Regions from separate parts of the Homo sapiens genome. Here region 1 is linked to region 2. Evidence: chromatin loops called from intact Hi-C (ENCODE). Cell type or tissue: heart right ventricle. All regions are shown on one strand. Each heading gives the region's core, and the rest is flanking DNA. Links, peaks and the distances in the headings are about the cores only.

What was found. A loop is a pair of places that touch in the nucleus more often than their neighbours do. Peaks named below come from ENCODE experiments on the same cell type or tissue, not always from the same donor. Only the 100,000 strongest peaks of a DNase experiment are listed, where the experiment ranks them.
Region 1: a loop joins it to region 2, with 2.7 times the contacts of the local background. A loop is called at or near these places in 9 of 110 quality-filtered maps.

Annotation. Positions count from the first base shown.
Region 1 is chr6:150,235,878-150,241,260 of GRCh38, reverse strand. All of the region lies in intron 3 of PPP1R14C (protein phosphatase 1 regulatory inhibitor subunit 14C), which reads right to left. Among named protein-coding and RNA genes, the nearest start is that of PPP1R14C, 96 kb to the right of the region's middle. In heart right ventricle, for the core only: no CTCF peak of the experiment used is centred there; a DNase peak (open chromatin) is centred at 2,647; H3K27ac peaks cover 1,697 bases.
Region 2 is chr6:150,144,950-150,150,332 of GRCh38, reverse strand. All of the region lies in intron 1 of PPP1R14C (protein phosphatase 1 regulatory inhibitor subunit 14C), which reads right to left. Among named protein-coding and RNA genes, the nearest start is that of PPP1R14C, 4.6 kb to the right of the region's middle. In heart right ventricle, for the core only: no CTCF peak of the experiment used is centred there; no DNase peak of the experiment used is centred there; H3K4me3 peaks cover 823 bases; H3K27ac peaks cover 1,193 bases; H3K27me3 peaks cover 2,688 bases.

The DNA.
Region 1 (5,383 bases), core at 245-5,244, 91 kb before region 2:
CAGCACATACATATGCTCAGCAACCCAGAAGCTCTCTGAACCCCACAGTTCTTCAGGGATTTTTATGTGGGCTTTATCATATAGGCATGATCAATTATTAACCCTATGTCCAGCCCCCTTCCTCTTTTTGGAGGATGGGGGTAGGGCTGAAAGTTCCAAGTTTCTAACTGTGGCTTGGTCTTTCTGGTGACCAGCACCCACTTAGGTGCCCACCAAGACATGCCTCATTAGAACAAAAGACACTCCTATCACCCAGGAAATTCCAACAGATTAGGAGATCTGGGTCAAGAACTGCGGTCAAAGATGAAATATTATAACAAAAGATGTACATAGCAACTGATTGCTCAGGAAATTGTAAGAGTTTTAGGAGTTCTGTGCCAAGGACCTGGAGCAGAGAGCAAATATGTATTTCTTATTATATTACAATGTTAAGGCAGGAGAATAGGGTCTGGAGGCAGGGAAACTAAGGCTGGTTTGCACAGACTGACTAGAAGTGAATCAAAAGGAAAACCCTAACTTTCCACACTCAGGTAACAAAAGGATCAGAGGCTGTTCTCTTTCCAACCCTCCTCACTTTCTGCATTGCAGATGAAAAATGGAAAGTACTTCTGATAGGTCCTCTCCCGCAAACAATCAGACTGGTCACAGGCCTAGCCTTCATCTGCACAGGGGTGTAACTTTGAAAATTCACTTCAGCCTCTGATTGGTCACCTTCTGCAACCAATCAGACTGGTTGCAGGCCACTACTTCATTTACATAGGGTCTAACCAAGTAACCAATGGGAAACCCCTAGAGGTTTCTGTAACCAGCACTCTTGAGCCACTTGCTCCAGCCCACTCCCAGTCTGTGGGGCGTACCTTCGTTTCAGCAAATCTGTGCTTTCATTGCTTCATTCTTTCATTGCTTTGTGTGTTTTGTCCAATTCTTTGTTCAAAACGCGAAGAACCTGGACATTCTCCACTGGTAACAATATCAGGCCTATTTCAACTAAGTTGTTGGATTTACTGGCACAAGCTTGTGCATAATATCTATAGAATCTGTAGTGATGTCACCTCTCTCATTCCTAATGTTAGTAATGTGTCTTCTCTCCTTATTTCCATTTATCATTATGGCTACAAGTTTATCAATTGTATTGACCTTTTCAAAGAATCGGCTTTTGTTTCACTGATTTTCTTTATTGGTTTTCTTTTTTTTATCTTCTTTTTTTGAGATGGAGTCTCACTCTGTCACCCAGGCTGGAGTGCAGTGGCACAATCTCGGCTCACTGCAACCTTCACCTCCCAGGTTCAAGTGATTCTCCTCCCTCAGCCTCCCGAGTAGCTGGGATTACAGGCATGCACCACCACGCCCAGCTAATTTTTTATATTTTTTGTAGAGACGGGGTTTCACCATGTTGGCCAGGCTGGTCTTAAACTCCTGACCCCAAGTGATCCACCCGCCTTGGCCTCCCAAAGTGCTGGGATTACAGGCGTGTAATTACACTGTGCCCAGCATGTTTTTCTGTTTTCTATTTCACTGATTTCTGCTTTTATCTTTATTATTTCCTTTCTCCACCTTGCTTTGGGTTTAATTTGCTCTTCTTTTCCTGGTTCCTAAGGTGGAAGCTCAGGCCATTGCTTTGAGACCTTTCCTGATGCAGACATTTACTGCTATATGTTCCCCCACCCCCAGCAGCACTAAGCATTGCTTTAGTGGCATCTCACACATTTTGATATGATGGGCTTTTATTTTCATTCAGTTTAAAATAGCTTCTAATTTCCCTTTTAATTTCTTCTTTGGACTGTGGGTTAGAAATGTGTCATTTAGTTTCTAAGGATTTGGAGATTTTCCAGATAATCTTTCTGTTACTTATTTCTAATGTAATTCCACTGTAATCAAAGAACACACTTTGTATGGCTTGAATCTTTTTAAATTTGAAAATTGCTTTCTGTCCCAGAATATGTCTGTCTTCATAAAAGTTCTGTGTACATCTTATTAAAAACCAGGCTGCCTCCAAGCTGATGTTTCACCACTACCTTTATACAGCCTCCTCCCATGTAACTTGTACGTATATTGGACATGCTGAAAGAAAGGATGAACACGAGTGTTCCCCTGTTGCAGGATATTCAAGTGAAAATGATATGTTATTTAAGGCAATTCTTTAACCACAACAGACATGATCTTTTGCAATATTCTAAAAAGGGAATCCATTCTTTTTTGAAGTTTCAGTCCCTGGCTAATAGGATGGGTGAGGATCAATGAGGAACTCCCTGGTGGATGTGGTTTCTGTATGGGGATCTGACACTGCTTACGCTCGACCGCCAAAAAAAAAAGAAGGAAACCCTGATTGAAGGCCTCCTCTATGTGGCCTCTTTACATGGTCCCGTATTTAATCCAATGTAGTAGAGGTTTTACAGTTCAAAAATACTGATATTCTAGTTCATTACAAGTCACTGCCTACGATCACCAAGCAAATGTTTGAATCCAGGCTTCTTGATGCCAACTGAATTTGATAAGTATGTACTGAGCCCATGCTCTAATCTAAGTAGAGTCTATGCCAGACTCTACTCAAGTGCTGAGATGCAGAGCAGAAGGTGGCAGAGGCCCTGCCTTCCAGGAGCTCCCAGGCCAGCTGGGAAAGAAGACACAGAAACACAGGCCCTGCCAACATATGGCATGAGCTGCAGCTGGGGGTGAACGGGTGCCCTGCGGGCAAAGGACAGCCCCTGTCAGGCCAGTTCAGGCTCCTCCCATGCTGCCTCCCACAGCCAAAGACTGGAGAAGGCAGCCAGAGCTCTGAGAGGCCTCGAAAGACCTCTGTGTTCACTGAAAGGCCACAGAATCCGGAAATGACTGCTCTGGAAGGGCCAGCTCCCTCCCTTTCCTTCCTCCCACCCTCTCCTCTCTCCTTCCCCCATCACTCCTTCCGGGGAAATTTTTATTAACTGACTGCCTCTCCACCAGTTTCTAAGATCTGGCCATTCTAGTTTCCTAGCAGTTGAAATACAATTTCAGCTAACTGCCATAATTTTTAAAAGACAAACAAACATTTGCCTTGACCTAGCTTTCAAGACAAGCAGTATCTATTTTCTACACTGCCTCAGTAGCTTTTGTCCAAATATGTCTCAAAATACTACCTAAGAGATCCTGGGTCCACACCTTAGAATCTACCTCTCAGCAGAAGCATTCTCTGTGGGCTGTTGTGCTCAGCCCTGGGCAGGGACAGAACAGCAGGTGGACAAATTGTCGCATGTACTGCTTGTGATGAGGCTGGGGCCGTGTGTCCTGAGGACTATGGATCGTATAATGATGCAAGAAGGAGAGAAACAGAAGAAAAAGGTTTGGCTTACAAATATAGAAGAACCCTTTGAAACAGATGCCTAAAAAAAACCTAATGGGCTTGTTCCTGCCAGAAAGGAGTCACCCAATACATACCACACATGGTAAGAAGCAGTGTAGCCACATGCCTACGAGAGGGACTCTAGAGTCAGATGACTTGGGTTCAAATCCTTCTGCACCACTTAGAAATGAATCATTTTCTCCATGCCTCAGTTTTCCTCACCTATAAATAGGAGCAATGACAATAAGACCTCACCTCAAGGATGCTGTAAGGATTAAATGATGAGATGAATTACTGTATGTTACATGTTTGGAAAAGTGCTTAAAGAGTAGTAAGTGCTGTACAAGTGCTTGATACTGTCATCATCGTTATCATCATCATCATCAGACTACACTGAACTTTCCAGTCTACAAATTCAAATCAAGAATATGCTACTCTGGGCCAGGCATGGTGGCTCACGCCTGTAATCCCAGCACTGTGGGAGGCCGAGGCAAGCAGATCACCTGAGGTTGGGAGTTCGAGACCATCGTGACCAATATGGTGAAACCCTGTCTCTACTAAAAACACAAAATTAGCAGGGCATGGTGGCACATGCCTGTAATCCCAGCTACTCCGGAGGCTGAAGCAGGAGAATCACTTGAACCCAGGAGGTGGAGGTTGCAGTGAGCTGAGATCACACCATTGCACTCCAGCCTGGGTAACAGAGCAACACTCCGTTTCAAACAACAAAAAAAAAGAATATGCTACTCTGACCACACTAAGAAAAATGTAGCTTATATCCCCCCTGCCCCACCCCCGCCCATTTTCGCCATGGGAAAGGTTTGACATTGAAGACAGAGGAGAAGTATGTTGTGTGACACCAAGTGAGACCATGGGTGCTCAGGCTGGGGCATGGATGTCAGGCTGGGCGCAGCACACATGTGTTTCTTCTGAGGAAGCTGTCAGTGTTCCACCAGTGTTTCTCCCTCAGTGATGGTCAGTTTTCCCAGCTTAGACAACAGAGACTCTAACCGCTGAGAAAATCCACAGCAGGCTCTCCGTCCTGCCTGGCCAAGGGCCACAGTCCCTGTAGCTCCTTCCTCAGATTCCTGCCTGGGACCGCTCCTCCCCACAGCCTGAGCAACAGCCCAGGACCAAAATCAGCCACTCCAGAGCCACCCAGACTGTGCGACCTCCCGTCTCAAGGGACTACAAAGGAGATCGTATTTATTCTTCACATCATGAAGTGCTAGAATTGCACTTGAAAACATTCCTTAGGTGGCATTTCCCAACAGCTCCCTCCTGGCTAAACACACACACGCGCACACACACACACACACACACACACAGTGGCACCAACCACCTCCCTCCGCTTTCAGCTCCTCCTCCTCATGCTGGCTCCTCTGAGTCTTTGGATGTGGCCGCTGTCACACTGCAGGTGAAGTTTTACCCTCTCACGGAAAACAATGAAAAGGTCCTGTCTTCAGTAAACTCCTGGGCCCCTACCTCTCATCTCAGTCCTGGGCACTATTTTGGGATCTGAGAATGCACCGCATGGACCTTTTTAATGCATTCACTCACCCGAGACTATTCTTTCCTATGTGTGTGCATTTCTAGTTTGCTTGGCACAGTACCGTGCTCTCGCGGGTACTGAGTATCTGTCAGGGACTCAGATACAGCACATACTTACTGGGCACCTTTCATGTGACAGCCACTCTGTTTATTTTCACATACTGTCTCATTTGATCATTACAAGTATTATAAACCAGGCTCACAAGGGTTTAGCGGTTTGTCTGAGGTCACACAGCAGCTCAATGGTCAGACCAAGATTCAAACCGTAGGTTAATATAAAGGCCAAAGGGACCTGGGATGATCACCACCCTGGGGTGGAGGGCACAATTCCCTTTGCACCATGCTGCCTGGGGTGAGAAGTCTTTATTATTAAGCAACCGGGTTAGGTAATTATAGTCTAATTACAAACTAAACTAAAATGACCAAAAATGTGTTATGATAAACACAACAATCCTTTCATTTTCCAGTATGGGAGGAGGGACGAAAGACATGCAAAGGTCAGTGTCCACAGCT
Region 2 (5,383 bases), core at 169-5,168:
TCAACCTAAACTTCAAAGTCAATTGGCTACCATTACCACCTTTCAGTTCCTGTTTGGAGCAAGTAAGTCAATGAAGAAAGGTGTATTTTCCAACAGCACTGACATAAAGCTGTAAGGATGCAAGAATGTGATATGACTACAGTAACAAAAACACAGATTGACTTTTGCCCTCGCCATGTCTATGATAAAGGAATATCACCAATTAGTTCAGATACAGAAACATCAATGACTTTTAAACATTTGCTGAACATTGATCCTTTTTCATTCATTCAAGCAAATGCTTAAATGTTGAAGAATTGTGTCCCGCTATGAACTTTTAAATGATGAAAATTAAGACAGTTCCTTGCCTTCAAGTTGTTACAGTCTAACTTCCCTGCACATATGTAAAAATCCACCAAAACATAGAGAATGAGGAAGGCTCTAGAAACAGGAGGAACAGTTTAGAGAATATTTGCCCATGTTCAAGTTCAAACATACACCAACACCCCTGACCCTAAAGTAACCCTATACTCTTCTCCAAATTATTGCACCAAATAGATGTGAATACCTTGTTTTCTTCACCCCTTTCCTCTGTCTCCATCATAGAGAATAACCAACAGTTAGTGGCAGCTTGTGGCTCCAATAACAACACTGACATGCTATGTCCTAAGTACTATGCTTGGTGTCTCACCAATCAGTCCTCCTGACAGCCCTGCAAAGGCACCAGGATGATTTCCTTCAACATACAGAGAAAGTAGCCGGGCGCAGTGGCTCACACCTGTAATCCCAACACTTTGGAAGGCTGAGGCTGACGGATCACTTAAGCCCAGGAATTCGAGACCAGCCTGGCCAACACAGTGAAACCTTGTCTCCACAAAAAAAAAAAAAAAAAAAAAAAGAAAAAAAAAAATTAGGTGGGAGGATCACTTGAGCCTGGGTGGTCAACGATGCAATGAGCCGTGATAGCCCCACTGCACTCTAGCTAGCCTGGGCAACAGGAGTCAGACTGTCTGAAATATACACACACATACACACACACACACACACACACACATATGTATGGAGAAAGTGAGGCTCAGAGGGGTGAAGGAAATTGCCTAATCACATATACCCACTGAATGACAGGGCCACATGTGAATTCAGGTTCATCGCACTTCAAAGCACACATTGTAACCACTGCTTCCACCCCGCATTTCCCTAACCACTGTTCCAAAGGGAATGTGTTAAGCAGTTTTCTTTCCTTCCTTTGGCAATTTAGAATTCTTTTATCTACTGACTTTTTTTTTTCTTTTTATTTGAGGCAGGCTGTTGCCCAGGCTGGAGTACAGTGGTGTGATCTTGGTTCACTGCAGCCTTAACCTCCCCGGGCTCAGGTGATCCTCCCACCTCAGCCTCCTGAGAAGCAGGGACCACCAGCGCATGCCACCATCTTTGGCTAATTTTTGTATTTTTTGTAGAGACGGAGTTTCATCATATTCCTCAGGCTGGTCTCCAACTCCTGGCCTCAAGCGATCCGTCAGTGCTGGGATTACAGGCTAGAGCCACCATGCCTGGCTTTATCCACTGACTTTTTGCATGTGTAATTTATTCCTTAGTAGTTGACAGGTTGAGTTTATGGAGTTCAGGGGGTTTTGTTGTTGTTTAAAAGCCTGTCCTCAAATACCTGAACAAATGGTGATTTACCAAACAATCCACAAGACGAGTTCTAAGTAGCAGTTTCTACCTTCCAGCTTGAGCGCTAATAAAGTAGCAAAGCCGGCTGATGTGATACTGTACCTGGAAAAGTCTGTGGAAATCCAGGATCTGCATGTAAAAGGAGAGGCCTCATCCAGGTGCAAGAACTAACCCGCTAACAGTGGTGTCCTCCACATGCACTCACAGTCCATTTACAAGGTATAACAGCAGCATCTGGGAACAGGCAAACCATGGGGTTCACATAGGTGCCAGGCTCTGCCCTGTCTCAGGAGGCAGGACAGGCCATTTGTTAAGGTGTGCCTGACTCCCTGGCCACAGCCTTGTTCTGTCACATCCCAGCTGAGAGTCCTGGGGCAACTTCTTAACTTCCCTGTGCCTGATTCCACCTCCACAAAATGGGGGTCTCAGAGTTGTTGCCAAGATTACATGAACCTTGCCTAGTACGTGCTAAGTACTCGGCCAGTGTCTGCTAACTCTATTACACATGTTTAGGCTTCTCCCTTTCAGAAGCAGTACTTTTAAAATTGCAGGTCACAACTCATAAATGCATTATGAAACAAATTTAGAAAAATAAAATCATTTTTCAGAAAGTGAGGAATAAAACATGGTATTTAAACACTAATGACGTTATGTTTCAGATTACTTTTATAATATTTTTCCTTAGCATACAGTAAGATTAAGTGGTACCCTATGACTCTCTGTTTCTCTGTATCCATGTGTCAGGCAGCAATCTATATATCCAGATGTATCAGGCAGCAATCAACAGGGTATTTCTTTCTGTGTCACCACCATCTCTCAGAAGACAGTTTTTATAAAATGGGGGTAATGGGGAGTCAGGGAAGACTGAAAGGTATAATAAGTCAGGAACCATTTTATAAAAAGCAGACACTGGAAGCAAAGGGAAAGACCTACTAAGGTGACAGTCAGAACAACACAGCAAGTACCCAAGGTACACAAGCCTGTTTATGGCTAGGATGCTACGGGCATTGCAATCATCTGAGCTTAGCAACATGTTTTTATTTCCAAAGCAAATTGAATTGCAAAACTGGAAGTACAGATGTTATCTTGATGCTGGGCAAACTTGGAAATATTCATATGACTTATCCAGTAAGTCATCTTGCAGTACTTGTTAAAGTAGATATTATGCCAGATTTCAAATGCTCTTAAAAACCACCAGGGTTGGCTGGGCGCGGTGGCTCATGCCTGTAATCCCAGCACTTTGGGAGGCTGAGGCAGTCGGATCATGAGATCAGGAGTTCGAGACCAGCCTGGCCAACATAGTGAAACCCTGTCTCTACTAAAAATACAAAAATTAGCCGGGCATGGTGGCACGCATCTGCAGCCCCAGCTACTCAGGAGGCAGAAGCAGGAGAATCGTTTGAACCCAGGAGGCGGAGGTTGCAGTGAGCTGAGATTGCGCCACTGCACTCTAGCCTAGGCCACAGAGAAAGACTTCATCTCAAAAAAACAAAAACAAAACAAAACAAAAAAAACCCACCAGGGTTTGGAAGAGATTAAAAAAAAAAAAAAAAGGTCTTTAAACAGAAATCCTTAAATGTGGATGTAGATGTAGATTTAGTCTAATGGTTACATTATAATCAAATTCCTAGCTGAAAATGTACCTGTATAAGCCTTCCCAAGAGAAGATGAGATGGAAAAGAACTATAAGCACATAACAAATCATTTTGGAATCCAATAAAAGCACTTATCTACGTATTCAAAAGGCTATTTGACGTGGTATTTTACAGTGCTGCCCTTAGACTGGGTAAGAGGGGACCACATCTCCGGGCCCCACTCCTGCCATAACCTGTCTTCCTGAAGACTTCCTAGGACAAAGTGGACACATCTATCCAGAACCAGTGCCCCTCCACTTGGTTTTAGTCTGTGATCCGGGTCCCCAGAATTCCCTTCTCAAATCCCAAGTAGCTTCTAGGGCATGAACAAGCTCCTCCCAGATCTGTTCTGGCCTAGGGGGACATCACCACTGGTGTGTGCAGAGGCATCATGGTCAAGGAGTGGCAGGTGCATACCAAGACTGGGCGTGCGAGTGGACACAGTGTCCTTTACCAGGTGGGACTGTACCAAGGATGGGAAGCAAAAGGGAAGAAACCCAGGCCAGGGCAGTCTCCTAACTGCATTTCAGTTCATGACTCTGGGAAGTAACATTTTGAATTCAAAATGCAAACCTAGACTTCAAGGTCATTATGAAGATGTAGCTGTCAAGATCAGTGGACAGAAGAAATTTTATACAAATGTTGTTAGTTTAACTCATAAGTTTTAAACATTTAGACAGATGTCTTGTAGACCTACATTTGCTCTCTTGCACGGTACAGACAGGCCTCATGGGTATACAGTGGACTCAGATTCCAGACTGGGTTCATCCTCAACCCCAACCCACCCACCAGCTACATGAGCTTGAAGCAGCCTTTTAATCCTCTCTGAGTCTTCACTTCTTTATTTACATTTAAACAAGGATAAAAAGAACATCTTCTTTATAGGGTTGTTATGAAGACTAAATGAATTAGCCCAAAGTACCTAGAAGAGCACCTAGTCACCTAGTAGGTAGGTAATAAATTCCCCTATGACATTATTCTCATACAAAACTGATTAGTCACTGCACACTTCCAGAAAAAAACACAGACAGAAAGTGGTTCTGTGTATTTCTTCTTTCCTCTTCCTCTTTCTAAATACATCACTTTACACTGCTCCAAAAGATTATTTTCTATTCTGAAAAGGTCAAGTCATCTGATTCCTAACCTGCTTGGGTCAAGTTCTTCTGAAATTAAAGATGTGTTCATATTCTACCCCAACTCAGCAGATAACTCAAGCCTTTGGCAGGTTTGAGGTTTGAAGGCTGGGAAATTGGCTGTGTCACTTTCATGGGCTAAACATTTGAAAGAATTACCACTTTTAAGTATAAAAAGGACATTTCCTAATCTTCGTATGCATGAAGTTCGGAGCTGTAAGCTAGGGTGCGTCCTTCTTGATTCACAAACCAGAGGCTGAAATACTTGAAGCTATCAACAAAGAAAGGTTACTCAACAAGAGAACCCAATGCTAAAAATAGAGCACTATCAGCAGAGAAATAGATGCAAAGAGACAAGCCTTTATTTGGCTACTTATTTGCCCATGTTTCTTTATTATTAAATGGAGGTACACCACCAGCATAGTGATTACAAATTGCCAACAACCTAATTATTTCTCTTCCTTCAGCCTACAATGACTGAACAAACAACTTGAAGAAAAATACTTGCCACGTTAATGACATGCAGGCAGCATATAGAGCATCTTGAATTATTTCACCACAAAAACCTCCCTTTCAAATGTCTAGCTGTTTGCTACGGGTTGAAGATTTAAAACCCAAGAAGAAAAGTACAATACAAGGAAAAGATTCAAGCTCATGTTTACCCTTTAAAATATATACCTAACCTACATGTTCCACACAGGAAACAATCAAACCTCCATTTTTTCTAATTATTCTGAAGTATTTTTTAAATATATTGTTTATCAGGCTACTCAGTGGGTAGAGCTCTTTCTAGCTTCCCAATCTAAGCCTAATTAGTCTCCCACAAAAAGAACCATGCTGGTGCACTGTTAATTTCAACAATGCTTTTTCTATTAATTCGAATCTTTTCCAAATCCCAAATGGAGAAAAAAAAAACAGTATGAAATAAATGAAAATTAACTGGATTCTACAGAGGCAGGACTG